Linked DNA regions of Mus musculus: region 1 is linked to region 2. The links are chromatin loops, found by intact Hi-C in ENCODE. Cell type or tissue: gastrocnemius. All regions are shown on one strand.

The links. A loop is a pair of places that touch in the nucleus more often than their neighbours do. Peaks named below come from ENCODE experiments on the same cell type or tissue, not always from the same donor. Only the 100,000 strongest peaks of a DNase experiment are listed, where the experiment ranks them.
Region 1: it touches region 2 in a loop (15-fold over the local background); 16 of 42 quality-filtered maps call a loop at or near these places.

What each region holds. Positions count from the first base shown.
Region 1 is chr9:27,322,926-27,330,925 of GRCm38, forward strand. Igsf9b (immunoglobulin superfamily, member 9B) reads left to right here. Exons shown (of 20, transcript NM_001326702.1): 10 at 1-35; 11 at 284-434; 12 at 1,252-1,375; 13 at 3,921-4,096; 14 at 5,555-5,781; 15 at 6,614-6,698. Among named protein-coding and RNA genes, the nearest start is that of Igsf9b, 28 kb to the left of the region's middle. In gastrocnemius, a CTCF peak has its summit at 3,218; DNase peaks (open chromatin) are centred at 640, 1,197, 3,209, 3,935 and 3 more places.
Region 2 is chr9:27,101,358-27,109,357 of GRCm38, forward strand. Jam3 (junction adhesion molecule 3) reads right to left here. Exons shown (of 9, transcript NM_023277.4): 2 at 4,992-5,057; 3 at 4,150-4,263; 4 at 507-659; 5 at 1-83. Among named protein-coding and RNA genes, the nearest start is that of Jam3, 50 kb to the right of the region's middle. In gastrocnemius, a CTCF peak has its summit at 4,943 (motif pointing right); a DNase peak (open chromatin) is centred at 4,961; H3K4me3 peaks cover 15 bases; H3K27ac peaks cover 2,912 bases.

The DNA.
Region 1 (8,000 bases), 220 kb after region 2:
CAGGGGACCCCTTCCCTGTCATCACCTGGAGGAAGGTACCTGGGCTTTGAAGCTCTTACACTGTGGGGGAGGCAGGAAGAGCCATTGGTGGTTCTACTTGGACCAGTGTGGACAGGCCAGATGTTAGGAGGGGAGGTAACATTAGTGGATAGCAGCGGGCGTTGGCAATGGGCTCAGATGTTGCCCCAACATCTTCATCCTCCTTAGGCTCCTGAGTGTGAGTGCTTGTTCCTTAAACTGAATCCCTGTTCCCATCCTCTTCCCTGCTCCTTGTTTGGCTAAGGTAGGGAAGCCCAGCAGAAGCAAGCACAACGCACTGCCCAGCGGGAGTCTCCAGTTTCGTGCCCTGAGTAAGGAGGACCACGGGGAGTGGGAATGTGTTGCCACCAATGTGGTCACAAGCATCACTGCCAGCACCCACCTCACTGTCATCGGTATGTGCTTGAGTGGGCTGACTGCGGTGATTTTTCTCAGTCTGCACGTGTCTTTCCTCAGTCGTGCCAGGGATGACAACTTGAACCCCTTGACCTCAGGAGGCTCTGGCAGGGAGGGTCAGGGTCCATGCGTGTCCTGTCCTGGGGAAGTCAGACATGTGCGAACTGGAAGGAGGAGAATGAGTGACAATCAGACTGTGTGGCACTTTAGCCAGGCATGGAGCTACCTGGGCTTCAGGCCAGTGTCCACAGCCTGGGGTGTGAGGAAGTGACTAGTACTCCTTGTTCATATTACTGAGGAATTGTCAGCCTACCTTCTTGTAGTCTGTCCCTTTGGGGCTTGTCAGCCACAGATGTATACAAGGCCAACACTGCCAGTTTAGGCTGTGAATAAAATGGTCTGCACCTTGTCACTCACAGTCTATGAGGGGAGCTCCTAGCTATTTTGCCCAGTCATATCCTTGATACCTAGTAGGGGCTGGCCTCATACCTAAGCCATGGCTGTCTCAGGACCTCAAGGGAATGTTTGTTTAGCTCAGCGATGCGTGGGAGTCAGGATGTGGAGGGTTCTGGTTTTTCCTCTGGCCCGTGTTCCGTTCCTGCTGGCGACACTAGCCTAAGCAGTGGATGGAATTTTTTCTCTGACCGCATCAGGACCAGGTTGGGCCTGGGACTCTGCCCTCTCTGCTGCCACCTCCTGTGATACATCTCGGTACCCCATGCCTTGTCCTCTCCTGGATCTTCTGCAAGGAGATGACGGGGACCTAGCCAACAGGCTCGGCTCCGTTTGGCCTGAGCTGTCTTCCTTGTTCTCCAGGCACCAGTCCCCATGCCCCAGGCAGTGTCCGGGTCCATGTCTCCATGACAACTGCCAACGTGTCCTGGGAGCCGGGCTATGATGGAGGCTACGAGCAGACATTCTCAGTTTGGTACGGACCTCTGTGAGTCAGCCCCGCATGCTTTGCTCTCTGCTTCTCCCTCTCTTGCCCCACGCAGGTCATCCCATCTGCCCCATCCTTTGCTATCCTAGGGTGGGTGGTGGGCCCAAGGAGCCTAGGATCTGTACTTGTCAGTTTTCCAGATGGCAAAGTGGGCCAGAGAGTGATTGAGTTCTTAAGGATGTCAGGAATGCCTGTAAGGGAGTCAGGGCATACTGTGTTAACGCCCTGGAGGTTAGCATGCTGATTTGTACTGAAATTGTCCCCCTTCCTCTCGTCCTTTGGCTTCTCTCAGTGTCTCACCACATTCTTTTTCTAGGTTCCTAACCTTCAGAGTGTAGTGACTAGCACCTCAAGTGCAGGGTCCAGCATTTAATTCTGTTCCTTGCTCAGAGGTCCTAGGGACCAGGTGCTCCCGCTCCGGCCTTTGCCTCCCCCACCTGGATTTCCTCTCTAGGATCTTGTGCATGCAGTTTTCATGTCTGCTTTTGACCAGATCAGTAACTTCAGATACTCAGGGTAGGTAGATCTCACAAATGTAAGGGACAGGATGAGGACCCAAGGCGTAGAGTGGTAGGAAGAGAAGCTGAGGGCACACTCCCTGCCTTCTCACCACCGGAGGCTTTTCATTCCTGATGTGTCTTCCTGTCTGGAGCTGGAAACTGCAGCCTCCAGATCCACAGACAGCATCCCCAAGTGAGGAAGATGCACATTTATTTCCTTCTTCTTCAGCCTGCTTCTCTCTGAGTCTGAGGAGGAGGAGCAAGCAGACTGTAGACCTCAGAGAGCCTTCAGCAGCATGGGTTCGAGGGGCCTTCCATTGCCCTGGCTGTTCTCAGACTGAATGCAACTCCTGGGTGTTGAGTTCTCTATGGGCAAAGTGTACCTAGATAGTGGGAGATACAGTCAGAACAACCTCCCAAGCCTTGTCTGTGTTCCTCTGGATGGGGGAAGGGTCCCATGCCCACTGCCTGGGGGACGTTGTAAGATGCATGCATGGGTCAGGAAGTGACCTCTGCTATTGCCCTACACTGCCTGACACTCATCTGCATCGCTTATCTCACACTCTGCTCACTTGCATTGGGAGGGAAGGGCAGTTGTCATGCTAGAAGAGGCCTTCCCTTCTTTCTGAATAGCTCTAGTTCATTGTGCTTATACAGACATTTGTTTCTTGCTGCTTCTGCTTCTGCTTCTGCTTCTGCTTCTGCTTCTGCTTCTGCTTCTGCTTCTGCTTCTGCTTCTGCTTCTGCTTCTGCTTCTGCTTCTGCTTCTGCTGCTTCTTCTTCTTCTTCTTCTTCTTCTTCTTCTTCTTCTTCTTCTTCTTCTTCTTCCTCTTCCTCTTCCTCTTCCTCTTCTCCTCTTCCTCCTCCTCTTCCTTCTCTTCCTCCTCCTCTTCTTCTACTTCTCCTCTTGCTCCTCCTCCTCTTCCTCTTCTTCCTTCTCTTCTTCCTCCTCTTCCTCCTCCTCCTCTTCTCCTTCTTGTATTTCTCCTCCTTCTTCTACTTCTCCTCTTCCTTTTCCTCCTCCTCTTCCTTCTCTTCTTCCTCCTCTTCTTCTTCTACTTCTCTTTCTACTTCTTCCTTCTCTTCCTCCTCTTCTTCCTCATCTTCTCCTTTTCCTTCTTCTACTTCTCCTCTTCCTCCTCTTTCTCTTCTTCTCCTACTTCTCTTCCTCTTCCTCCTCTTCTTCACTTTCTTTTGCCTCAGCTCACATATTGGTCATATTGGGTAGTGGCAGTGCATCTTAAAACCTAGAGAGGAGCCTGTGGGTATCAGTTGAGTACAGCTCAGGGACAAATAGTGCGGTCCAGTTGCCCAGGACAATGTCTCCTCCCTGTGGTATCATCTGGAACTGCACCTGTAGCAGGTGGTTTACTCCTATTGAAGTTGAAGAAGTGGGTGGCTTTAGACTGGAAAACCTCACCGCTAGATTCTTTACCTTCCATCATTATAACTTTCCCTTTGGTTGCAACTTCTAGCCTTCAAGGCATTAGGAGCCCTGTTCCTGCCATGGGGAAAAATCTGGTCAATTTTTAAAAATGCTTTGGATATCCTCAGATGACCTAAACTGGACTGATTGAGTGGAACATCCTGTGATACTCTCGGCCCTACTTCTGCCTCTCCCTGGTAGGGCAGACAGCCCATGTCATCTGGGTTCCTTCTCTAGTCACGACACTGCCCAGCTTCCATCCTCATGTTCAGTGTCCCTATTCTAGCAAGACAGAGTCCATTTATACAGTAGTACTTGGAGTGGGATTCTCTCACAATGCAAATGGTAACTGACCAGTGTCTACAGCATGATTTACACCTGAGGACCCTTTTCACTGGGGAGGTACCACAATGGGGTGTGCCCTAGTGCCATGAAGGTTGGCATAGCCAGAGCCGGGCAAGTAACCCCACCTTGGCTCTCCCTCTTCCTGCCCCTGAACCTGGGGATGCTTGTACTTTCCCTGCCTTTCCCTTGAAGACCTTGCATGCATACTGTCCTCTCCAGTGTGACCCACCCCACCCCTTCTCCCCCATCCTCTCTCTCTCTCTCTTTTGGCCAGGATGAAGCGGGCTCAGTTTGGGCCCCACGACTGGCTGTCCTTGTCAGTGCCACCGGGCCCCAGCTGGTTGCTGGTAGACAGCCTGGAGCCTGAGACCGCATACCAGTTCAGTGTCCTGGCCCAGAACAGGCTGGGAACCAGCGCCTTCAGTGAGGTGGTCACTGTGAACACTTTAGGTGAGGCTCTGGGCTGCTGTGTATTGGGGGCTATTTCTTAGCAGATCTTACCTAGAGAGAGCTGAATGTAGTGATGGAGCTAACATTAGGGCTTAGTGGGTGCCAGCACCTTACCAAGTGGTCTTTGTTGTAGTCCCTATTATTTCCCAGTAAGGATTTGCCATGTACTCCTGTAGTGTTTGCCTGCTCCCACGTGATGGCATTTTAGCTGTATTCCTTTTGCATCCTTGGATGGAACAGACAGGCTCAGAGATATGTATGAATGTTTGGCAGTTTTACAAGGGGACATGGAATTTTCTGCACTATCTACCTGTAGTTGCATGTCTTCTGGGGTCCAAGAACAGCCTTGGCAAGCAGACACTTCTCAGGTGAACTGGAAGTTGTGACTTCAGCCCCCTTTCTGCCCTGTGGACAGCAGATGTAAAATGCCCACCCCAAACTTTAACATTCCTCTGATTAGGATCTCACCTATTCAAATAGTTGCACCTGGGTTAGGATTTACTTTGTAGACCAAAGCTGGTCTTGAACTTGGCAAAGATCTGCCTGTCTCTGCCTCCCAAGTGTTGGGTTTAAAGGTGTATACCACCAAGTCTGGGCTCAGCCTCATTTTGAGCTCAAGGGCCCCAAATGGAATCAAAAGTATGACTCATGTGTTGTGAGAAGATCTCACCAGTTCTTGGGATGAGAGCAAAAGATACAGTCATGTGCCTCTCAACAGTGGGGAAACCATCAGAGGAAACCACACCTGAGAAGTGTGTCATTAGGCAATGAGGTCATTGTGTAGATGGTGTGGCGTTATGAGAAAATGATGCAACCAAGAAGTACCGTGAGCTTTAGATCAATGGAGCCGATGCTGCTGGAGCAGGGTGGGGGCTGTTTTCATGAGAAACCTTTTCTTTTGCTGGAGTATGCTCTAGCCATAAAGAAATATAGTGGAGCAGATACACAACCTGTACCGTGGTTGGGTGTTACCATCGCCATATAGTCTGCACTGTACACAGCTGCATTTTATGTGACTGGCAGAGCTGCAGATATGGTCATACCAGTGTTACCTTAGATGTTCGAGGGACATGCTGTTCTATGTTACAGTGCATCCTCTTTTAAGGCCGATAGGATGTTTTCAGCTCCATAACTTCATGGGGCATCAGGGATGTTGCTGACAGGGATGCTATTGGGGCACATGGCCTGTATCCTTCACTAGATTCTTCTCACTCCTCATGGTAGCTGCCTCTTCCTCCCCTTTGAGGAGGTGCTTAGCCATTGTGCAATCGTCTCATTCTGAAAAGAGTCACAGAGCTCTGGGTCACTGGCCCTGACTTCTCTTTCCTAGGACAATGAGGGCTGCTGGAGGGACGCCCTCTCACCACTCTGAAAAACAATTCTTTCCTTGTTAGGTTCTGCTTTCCACATTGGGTCGGAGTCTGTGACCATCATCTTCTGTCTCCCTTTTCCTCCTAGCATTCCCTGTTACAACTCCAGAACCCCTGGTGCTGGTGACCCCACCAAGGTGCCTCACAGCCAACCGGACCCAGCAGGGTGTGCTCCTGTCCTGGCTCCCACCTGCCAACCACAGCTTCCCCATCGACCGCTATATCATGGAGTTCCGAGTTGGGGAGCGCTGGGAGATGCTGGATGACGCCATTCCAGGCACTGACGGAGATTTTTTTGCCAAGGATCTGTCACAGGTGGGAACTTTAATTAATTATTTATTTTTGCCTCTTATTCCCTGTTTCTGGAATTTGTCATGACAATTTGAAAAGGCACTGATATTGAGAGACTGACTTCATGGGCATAGAGTCAAGCCTCTATGCCTAGCTTATCTGCAAAGTTTAGATTCTCCCTAGTCAGCTACTAAAGGCTGGAATTGGTTTCTAGACCAGAGCTAGCTTAATGGCATGGGGTGGGGGGGTGGGGCAGTAGTTTTCCTCAAATACAAATACTAGCTAGGGTAAGGCAAGGAGAAGCCACATGGATCATCAGACTCAAGACCCCAGTTTCTTGGGTTCCAGTCAGGGTAGACTAAAGAGGCTCTAGAAAGGTTGTCTTCTAGGATGGCCAGAAGGACTCTTGTTTTAATAATTCAGAGTCCTGGGAGAAAACACATCCCCTCCTTATTTTCTGGTGGACATCTTTCTGGTGGACATCTTTTAAGCAGGAGCACCTCTTTTTCTTGAGAGAGAAAATAGCTTGCTTCATAGCTAGAAGAGATCTGATGTATCCTTCCATCTCCCCTTTCCCAGATGCTTTTTATGGCCAGCTGGAATTGCTTCATGATGCAATTTGGGGGCTCACTGTGCATCTTTCTCTGCAGCCTTTCTCAGTGGCTTCATGTGCATACCTTGTAGCCCATAGCTTGAATACCGGTGGGAATACGTCCACTCTAACATCACCCAATGTGAGCAGTCACCAGTAAACACTTCCTAGGACCAGTACTCCGGGTACCCTGTGGGCATCGTATATAGGGTCAGTGGTGGTCCTCAGCCCCTCAGCTGACTGGGTATTGTCCCTGGCTTGTAGGATACCTGGTATGAATTCCGGGTTTTGGCTGTCATGCAGGATCTGATCAGCGAGCCCAGCAACATCGCCGGTGTCTCCAGCACAGGTACTTTGGGTTCCAAGATCGTCAAACAGCAACCAGAAAGCAAGCATTAGAGCCACACGAGAGTCCCTTTGTGAACCAGCTAATCTGGGAGGACAAGCTGGGCTGAAAGCTTAAGCAGGAGTCTGGTTGAAACCTTGTGTGTCTGCCCTACCATTTCTGAAGACCATCTCAGGTCTATGTTTCTGTGAGGCGTCATGTTTGATCCCACCGTGGAGCGTCTGATGTGCCTGTGAGATAGCCGACGTGGGAAATCTGTTGGATCTTGTGAGAGTGTGCTGGGTGCGGTACATGTTGTGTTTGCGCTCTAGCTGTGCTGTGGAATGGGGTGGGTGCCGTGAATTAGAGGGGAGATGTAGCAGGGTCAACAAGTGTTTGCTGGGTGCCTCTTATAGGCTTCCTTGTAATTATGTGGGTTTTATTTGGAAAATTGTTGTTTGGTGTTGTTTTCCTTCCTTCCTTCCTCTCCCTAGATTTTTTTCCCCCCCCAGACTAAATAAAGCCAACTCCCTAGCATTTTCTCCATTTATCTTTCTTTTTCTTGGCACTGGTCCCATTTCCACAAGTCTTCTCTCCATTCCAGAGTTCCTGAAACCCAGCAGAGACCCCCTCCAGGGGAGTGGTGTCCTCCGTATGCACTTGCTTGCTAAGCCAGCCGAGGCACCATTTCCTTGGGTGCAGCATGTTCTGAGACCCCTGGGATCAGTTCATGAGGGTCTTGGCCAGAAAGCTCTTGTAGGGACCCTCTTGGAGTTACAGAATCATTGGTGTGGGCAGAGGGGAGGAGAGAAGAGGAGCCAAGGGCACACGGGGAAGAAGAGAGTGTGATTTTTGTCTTATATGTTAGGCACCCTGGGGCGTTTGTGTAAAATCAAGTTGTCTCCCATAGGCAGCAAAACTCAGCTACTTCTGTCTTGGCTTCTCTCCAGGGAAGAGACACAGAGAGATGGAAGAACATAGAAAAAAAAAATTCCAGCCAGAGCCAAAGTAGACAACTTGGGTGTTTTGTGCGCTCAGTTCCATGAACTGCTCTCAGTCAGTAGCCTTGTGCTTACTTCCAAGAGTAAAGGAAGCTCGCCTACTCAGGCAGTCCTGTATGGCTGAATGAGCTACAGCAGCAGCAGTCCCTGGAGTTAACTCCCCTGAGACTGTGGTCCCATCAGTGTAACAGGGATTTTTTTAATCCATTATCATTATCGATGTGGCATTGAACTCTGGCCAACCATATCACAATGTATTGGCTTATTCTTTGATGTCCTTTAAGAGTGGTGCTTATGGATCTACTGCCCCGTGTGTACAGTACAC
Region 2 (8,000 bases):
CTCGCTCTCTTGGCACTGCAGTGTTGCCGTCTTGCCTACAGGTACAGCGGCTGGAATTCTGCAGACAGGGGTCACTGGCTTCACTGCAGGCAAAATACGGGTTGGTGTTTAAAATCTCAGCACAAGCCCATCATACCAAAACCTAGCGTAATAAAGCAGCTCCGAAGGCCACAGCCCATCCACTGCCTGCACCCTGCTCACTCTGAGTTCATTCCAGCCCGTGTGTCCAATCTCACAGTCTCCAGTTCTTCCACCTTCAGGAGTAAGCTGAAAAGGAGGCTGCAAAGGCAGATCCCTGAGGCCGGTAAGGAACACAGCAGATGCGTGTTCTCATCATCCCAGCCCAACTCTAGACAGCCTCAGTGGCCCCCCTTCCAAACTGCAGATAGCCCCAGGAACACAGCCCTGGAGGAATGAATCGAAATATGAGCTAGTCTCTTATTCTAGAGCTAAGGGCTGACTCATAGGGCTGGCCAGTAGAGATGCTACACATTAATGGGGCCTACCTTGCACAATTAACTCAATGGTAATCTCATCAACTTCTTTTCGGTCATTTAGAGCAACGACCTCACAGCGATAGATGGCTGAATCCGATCGTGTCACATTCCAGATCCTCAGGGAAGTTTTTCCAAACACATCTGTGCGACCTGCCAGGTCTCCTATAAAAAAGAAGACACAAGATCCTAGACACTGGAAGACTGTGGGGCTGGACTTGATGGCAGAGCAAGAAGACTGCAGTACAGTGCTGTTTGTCCTGTCCCTCCCTGTATGAAAGACGTGATCTTCATGGGGACCAGGCCACTGACTTCTTCCCATGTGCAACCTGAGCATCAGAACTAGTATCTGGTAGTTAAGATAAAGCCAGGAACCTTATTTCTCCTTATTATTCCCAGGAGGAGAAAATTAATTCAAGGAAAAGTTAAGAAAGGAAAACCAAATAAATATTTACAAAACAAAGTCTACAAAGGATGTTGTGGCTATCCACATGAAAAAGAAGAAAGCTGACCCCTGGCTGCCTCCCTAGTCAACAAATACCCACTAGAGTTGAACAAGAGCTGGGCATTTATTTGCAACACTATAAGTTTATAGGAATGGAGTTTGAGGTTAGCCTAGGCAACACAGTTAACTGGAGGCCAGCCTGGGCAATATTAGCAAAAGTTTTTAGATTTGTTTCCTTTATATGGATGAGTGTTTTGCCTGCATGTATGTCTGTACAGCAGATATATGCCTGATGTCTGTGGAATCAAACCCAGGTCCTCTGCAAGAGCAGCCAGTGCCCTATCCACTGAGCCATCTCAGAAGGCATAATCTTCATGACCGTGGCTTCGGTGATGGTTCCTTAGATACGACAACAAAGACACAAGCACAAAAACTGGGGGTTATACTACATTCCATCAAGTCAACAGCGGCTCTGCTTTAAAGGAAGTAAGCAGCCGAGAAAGCAATCTACACCGTCTGTACCAGGGGTACGGACGACTCTGCAAGCCACGTCAGAAAAAGGACTTGCCTCTGCAATGTATGACTCTACAACTCAGTGGAAATGCACCTAACAGTTGATCAGGTTTCTCCCAAGACACTGCCCACTTTGCACATGGAGAGATGAAACTCCACTTGGATACCTTATACCCTCTAAGACTATTAAAATAAAGGTCAAATGATCACAAGTGTGTGTGTGACTATGGTGGAAGCACCGAAGCGTGAGTGTAAATGGAGAAGCCAGGGCTGGGCACATGGCTTGCTCAGTGATTAAGTCAATTACTGCTTTTAGAGGATCCAGGTTTGGTTCCCAGCAACCTATGTGGGTTCACAACCATACATAACTCCAATTCCATGGGAGCCAATGCCCTCTTCTGACCTCTGCACACTCAGCATGCAGATACAGTGCACAGACATATGCAGGCAAAAGACACAAAATTTAAAAAAAAATATATATATATATAAATATATATATATGGTGACGCTCCTTTGGAAAGCCGTCTCAAAAACTCACCATGTAGCCACCATGTGGCCCAGTAGTTGTGTACTTGGTCTTCACACAGAGATGAGTGCAGAATACTGATGACAGCCAGTGTAAACTCAGCATCTGAACATCACCTGATGCGTGCTCAAAGCAGCATGGCGCCCACACAGTGACCAGGGACCCCGCCACAGAAGGGAACAACTAAGCCCTGTGCTAAGTGAAAGAAGCCTTACATGACGTCTCCCGAAAACGCAAAGCCTAAGAGGTGTGTAGGTAAGGGCTGCTAAGAGGGGAGGGGAGGGCCCTGACTCTGCATGGCATGGGCTACGGGAACGTTCTGTGATTGACAGGGTGGTCCATTTCTATGTGAGTATAAAAGCCAACTTTTACACTTCAAGAGGGACAGGAGTAACAAGTGTGACAGGGGTAACAAGAGGAGTAACAGGAGATGTCTTGGGCACAGTACCAGTCCCGCCTCCACCCTCCTGCTTCTCTGGTTCATGTCCTTTATGGTAACCATTCCTATGGCTAAGAGTAATACCTCTGATGTCTACAAAGAGAAAGTTGTAATTGTTAGTGATGTGAGTGATAATTCAGGGCCTCATACGTACCAGATCAGTGGTCTATCACTCTGCCCACCCCATCCAAACCCACCCCCAGCACTAGGGAAATGAGAGTTTTCTTAAAGATGTATTTTTACTGTTTGTTATTATATGAGTTGAGTGCGGGTGTGAGCCCAGCTCCTGCAGCCTATGGAGGAGCTGGAGTTACAGGCTGCTAGAGTGGGTACGAGGAACTGAGCTCAGTCCTCTGCAAGAGGACACTCTTAACTCCATCATCCCTCTAGCCTCAGCCTCCCCTCCAAAAAATCATTAGGTTTTTATAGTTTTAATAAGTGAGTCTTTTTTAAAAGACTTCCTTATTTATAGTCTTGGTATGGAGCGTTTTATCTACACAGCACACGCATGCGTTCATGGCCTGTGAAGGCCAGGGGGTGTCAGATTCCCTGCAGCTGGGAGCTCTAGAGGGTGCTACCACTGAGCTACACATACAGCCCTTGCAAGTTGTTGGGGTTTGACCTTGTTTTACCCCCTCAATCCTAGGAACTGAATTCAGAGTTTCATGAATGCTAGCTAGGTAAGCACTGTACCACCGAGCTACAGCTGAAGCCAACAAACTATTTTTAAGAGCAACAACTCCTGGAACCTGTAGAACTCAGATCACAATACCCACGACTTCACTAAAACTGAACGTACCTGCACAGGACCTCCTCTTTCGCCTTCCCTTGCTGCCAGATGGAAAGTAACATCCGACTCCGCCTGCCATCCCTCAGCACAGCTGGTCCTCCTTGCAATTCTCCCCTTGCATTTCCAGTGGCGCTACCTCAGCTCAGCCATTGTGAGCAACCCCTCCCACCAGACTCTGCAAAGGCAATGTGATCTGGCCCTGCTCGGAGCTGTGATCACCTCCAGTCTCTGTTGCTTCTCCTAGCACCTCTGATGGGTAGTGTCTGCTGTCCAGACACCCCGTGCACTTCCCGTCTTCCTCATCGCCCTCTCAGCCAGGTTCTGGTGACAGCTCTTCTCAGAAGCTGAGCTCTCACATATGTGTCCATATGTAGCATTCTTTCCTGCCATTACATCTCTCACCATGCAGCGCTTGCTATCTTGTAGACTGCCTGAGCACTCTGCAGCCTACGTCCTGACGCCTGGCTCTCAGTCCCCTCCTCGTCCTCCTCGCCATCCTATGGTAGCTTATGTTACTACTGCCCCCAGATACTGTCCTGCTTCAGGTCAGAGTAGGGAGGCCCCAGGCCTGACCCTGGACACAGTGGAGCTCAATCCTGTGTGATACTGCTGTGATAATCCCTTTGGGCACCCCTCACAGTATGTCTGTCGTAGGCCAGAACAACATGGCTAAAGAAATGGTTTGCTGTGATTTCTCAAGCAATATGTACAGAGATCCAAGTCCTTACTAAGGAGCTGGGATTTGTTGAAGTTGCATTGTAGAGGTACAGGCAGGCTCAAAATATCAATACTAAAATTGAAATTTTCTCCAACAATAAACTCAGAAAGTCAGAGCAGTCCTAGCCACAGGAACAGGCTAGCAGTCTGGGGAAATGTTACTGTAAATAAATTCCACAACCTGCAGACAAAATAGGAATAGTGCAGAGGACAGTGGGCTCATACCTTGAATCTTGTTGTCAAAATACACATATGTGGTTTGGCCATCTTGGATTTTCTTCCATTCAATCCTAGGGTCACTTGTCTGTGAGTCCGTAATGATGCAAGACAATTCCACACCTGGAGAGCAATGAGAGAAAGATAAGCTTAAACTTATAAGCTTAAACTTTCCAAGATGAGTTTCTGCCAGAAAAACCAATGAAAACATTAGTAAGGATTTCACTACAGAGAGCACACCTTCCCTTAGACACCTGCATCTATTATATGAGCTTTCTTTGTTGTATAGATACAAGGATAGGCAGGAAACAGATGACAGCCAATGTAACCTGCAGAGTGTGTTGCTAGTCTACCCAACACAACAGCCATCCTGAACATTCTTGGCTAGTCCATACAGGGAAGTAGGGGCTGGAGGGCCGGCTCAGTGGCTAAGAGCACTGACTGCTCTTGCAGCTAGCAGTTCAATTTCCAGCACACAACTATCTATACTCCATCTCCTAGAGACCTGGGGCCCTCTTCTGACCTCTGCAGTATCCTCCTGTGTACATAGGCTCACAGTCACAAATAAATATTTTTTAGATGATAATAGACAGGGTGTGGTGGTGCACACTTTTAATCCCAGCACTTGGAAGGCAGAGACAGACAGACAGACCTCTGTGAGTTCCAGGCCAGCCTTGTCTCTATAGTGAATTCCATGTCAGCCAGAGCTACACAGTGAGATCCTATCTCAAACAAACAAATATATAAATATATCAATACAATAAACACAATAGAACAGGTGCTGGGTTGGCTGCAGAGCTACCTAGTGTCCACTAGGGGGCCCCATCCCTCTCCATGTTTCCTGTACTTACTTTCAAATTCATGTACCACTGGGTTTCGGTTGCTGGATTTGAGATTCACTGCCTCTATCATGCAGCCTAAAGGGAAAAAAAAAAAAAAAAAAAGTAAAATCAGACAGCCCCATAACAGCAAGAAACTCTGGGTGGAGGCCACAACTTTTCCTTCCATGTAAACGTGGATGTCCATCACAAAACACAGGGTAAACAATAGTTGATATTTCCTTTGTTTCTCATATTCTAGAAGAACTTAAGGGAAGAGCTTTGAAAGTAAAAAAAAACACCCATTATTAATACTCATGGCAGCAAAGAACAGCACTAACTAAGACCCAGCAAGCTTTGAACAGAGTGACTGTTGTGTGTATCCTAATGGGCCCCGGTGTAGCCTCTCTGCTACAGCTACCCTGGGTAGGCTTCACAGGCATGTTGTTTGAGACAGGGTCTCTCACGGTCTGGAATCCCGGATTAGGATTGAATGTCTGGCCAGTGACCCTCAATGATCTACCGGCACTGGATGACTGATGTGTGCCACCATACCTGCCATCTGACACAACTCTAGAGACCTAACTAAGGTCTTCAATGCTTTCAAGGCAAGCGTCCTATTGACCAAATTATCTCTCTAGCCTATATTTTATTTTTAAATGGCACTTAGTGTCTTAGGTTGGGTTTCTATTGCTGATAATGCACCATGACTAAAAGCAACTTGGGAAGAAAGGATTGATATTATCTTACAACTCTTCACACTCCATCACTGAGGGAAGTCAAGGCAGGAACCTCAGGCAGGACCAGAAGCAGAAGCCATGGAAGAATGATATTTACCGGCTTCTTCCTCATGGCTTCCTCAGCCTGCTTCCTCAGGACCACCTGGCACCACCCACAATAGGCTGGGCCCTCCCACATCAATCATTAATCAAGAAAACACGCCCCCACACTTGCCACTGCAATCTAACGCAGACGTCCCTGTGAGTTGTTGGTCATAAAGGCCTCAGAGGCTCTAAAACCAGGACAGGCCACTGCCACTGCTCTTGGTTGTCCACTAACCTGACGTAAGTCCAAATTGATAAAGATACTATTGGCTTTAGATGCAGGATATCGAGAAATCAACTCAAACTGACCAGGAAACTAGCTTACACTGTTGCCAGAAGGTGCTGTGTAGGCTGCTAAAGAGAGAAGACATCAATGGCCTGACCCAGTGCTGGACACTGCATGCTACAATATTGACCTGCTGGCAATGCATGGCCACTGGTGCAATAGTGGTGTGACTGTTAGCGAGCAACCCTAATCCACGGGAAGTATTTCATGTCTGGTACTAGGAAGTTGGTCAAAAGCTTCTGGCTTGGGGATCCTCTAGCTGTTGCTTTGCTGTCAAACTGCTTTCTGAAGATTGATGGTTTTGTGCACAGACCTGCGCTTCTCTCCACCTTGGACAGGGAAGCTTCCTTTCCAAGTGCACAGTTAGCCCAGACTCATAACTGCTCCGAGGTATAATGAATGAACCGTGCTCAGCTATGCAAGCATCATCCATTGCAACTTCCCACCAGCCAGAGCTCAGGGAACTTTGCAAAACAAGACGGAAAGAACACAACAAACGGGATGGAGAGGAGAGATGTGAAATGCTCACTTCTGGACGTGCCGTAGCTGTTGCATTCATCGACTCACGGCGTTCGTGGTTGCTATTGTGCCGGTAACCAGCACAAGATCAAGCCAGTCAACAAATGCCTATGTGGCTGAGCGAGGGCCTAAGGAAGGCCCCACTTCTTTCAGAGGAAGTAATGGCAACTGAAGTCTTCTAAGCGAAAAAGAGTCAAACTTTCTATGCAGATGCTGATCGGTTGCTCATATTACACTGGATGTCCACACAGTCACTCATGTGCATATGAAGAGCACTAATGTAACTAGTTATTAACAACAACAACAACAACAGGGAAGACAAGAAGCTGCAAAGGAGAGTGTAGGAGGGGATGGGGTATTGGGAGGAGGTGGAGACGCAATCAAAACATTATATAAATGCATGGAGTTTTCAAAAATAAAATATTTTTAAAATAATAAATAAAAAGAAAGAAGCGAGGGGCTAGGAGTGGTGGCGCAAGCCTGTGACTCAGTTTGAGGCCAGACTATGATACATAGTAAGTTCAGGGCCATTTAGGGCTACTAAGTGAGACCTTGTCTCGAAAGCAAGAGTTAGGAGGAGATAATAAACACCTGGAAACCCCTTATCTGTGATCTGGCTACTTACTTCCCAAAGGCTAAAATGGTCCCCACACAAGGACATCCTACAATGCACCACCACAGGTTATTTGTAGCACAATGAGAGCAAGCAGAGAAAAGTTGACATCCGCATATCTCATCAAAGCAAACGAAGGGTCAGAGTTCCTCAGGTCATTTCCAAGTGTTCATATCCGCTGGTTAAGAAGCTAGCTCCAAGAATTACCAGCACCCCACCCTTCTGGATCTTATACCCATAAGGCAAATTTGTGCTTTCCCTGGGAAAGCAACAGTAGTCAGGATAAGGAATGTCACATGAAAATCCACCAGTTAAAGAGTGTAAGATGTCACATATGAGCAGCCAGTCAGGAGTGTGCAGAGCAGACCAGAAATGTGACCTAAACTTACAGACAGCATGATTTTGACAGGCACCAACTACAAACTACAAAGGTTTGCTTCTTGTAGATCAGCTGACTATTCTGCTAAAGGAATTATCCTACCTGCAAAGTGATGCTTATGGTAGAGAAAAGACCCAGCAAAGCCTGTACCCCTCAGTACTTTGACAGGCGATGGAGCAGGGCAAGGAGGCACACCGTGCTGCTGGGATTCTAATGAACTGCACCTCTGAGCATCACTGGGACTAACAACATTCTCAGCACTGACTCAGCCTCCCATATTCTCCAAGTAAAGACTACTGCATGCACTTCCCAGGCAGGGGACAGAGCCTACTGGCAACAAGCACAGGCAAGAATCGAGCCCAGGAGTTTGGACTTATCATTCCTACTTCATGATTTATTTTATTAATTTTCTTATAGAAAA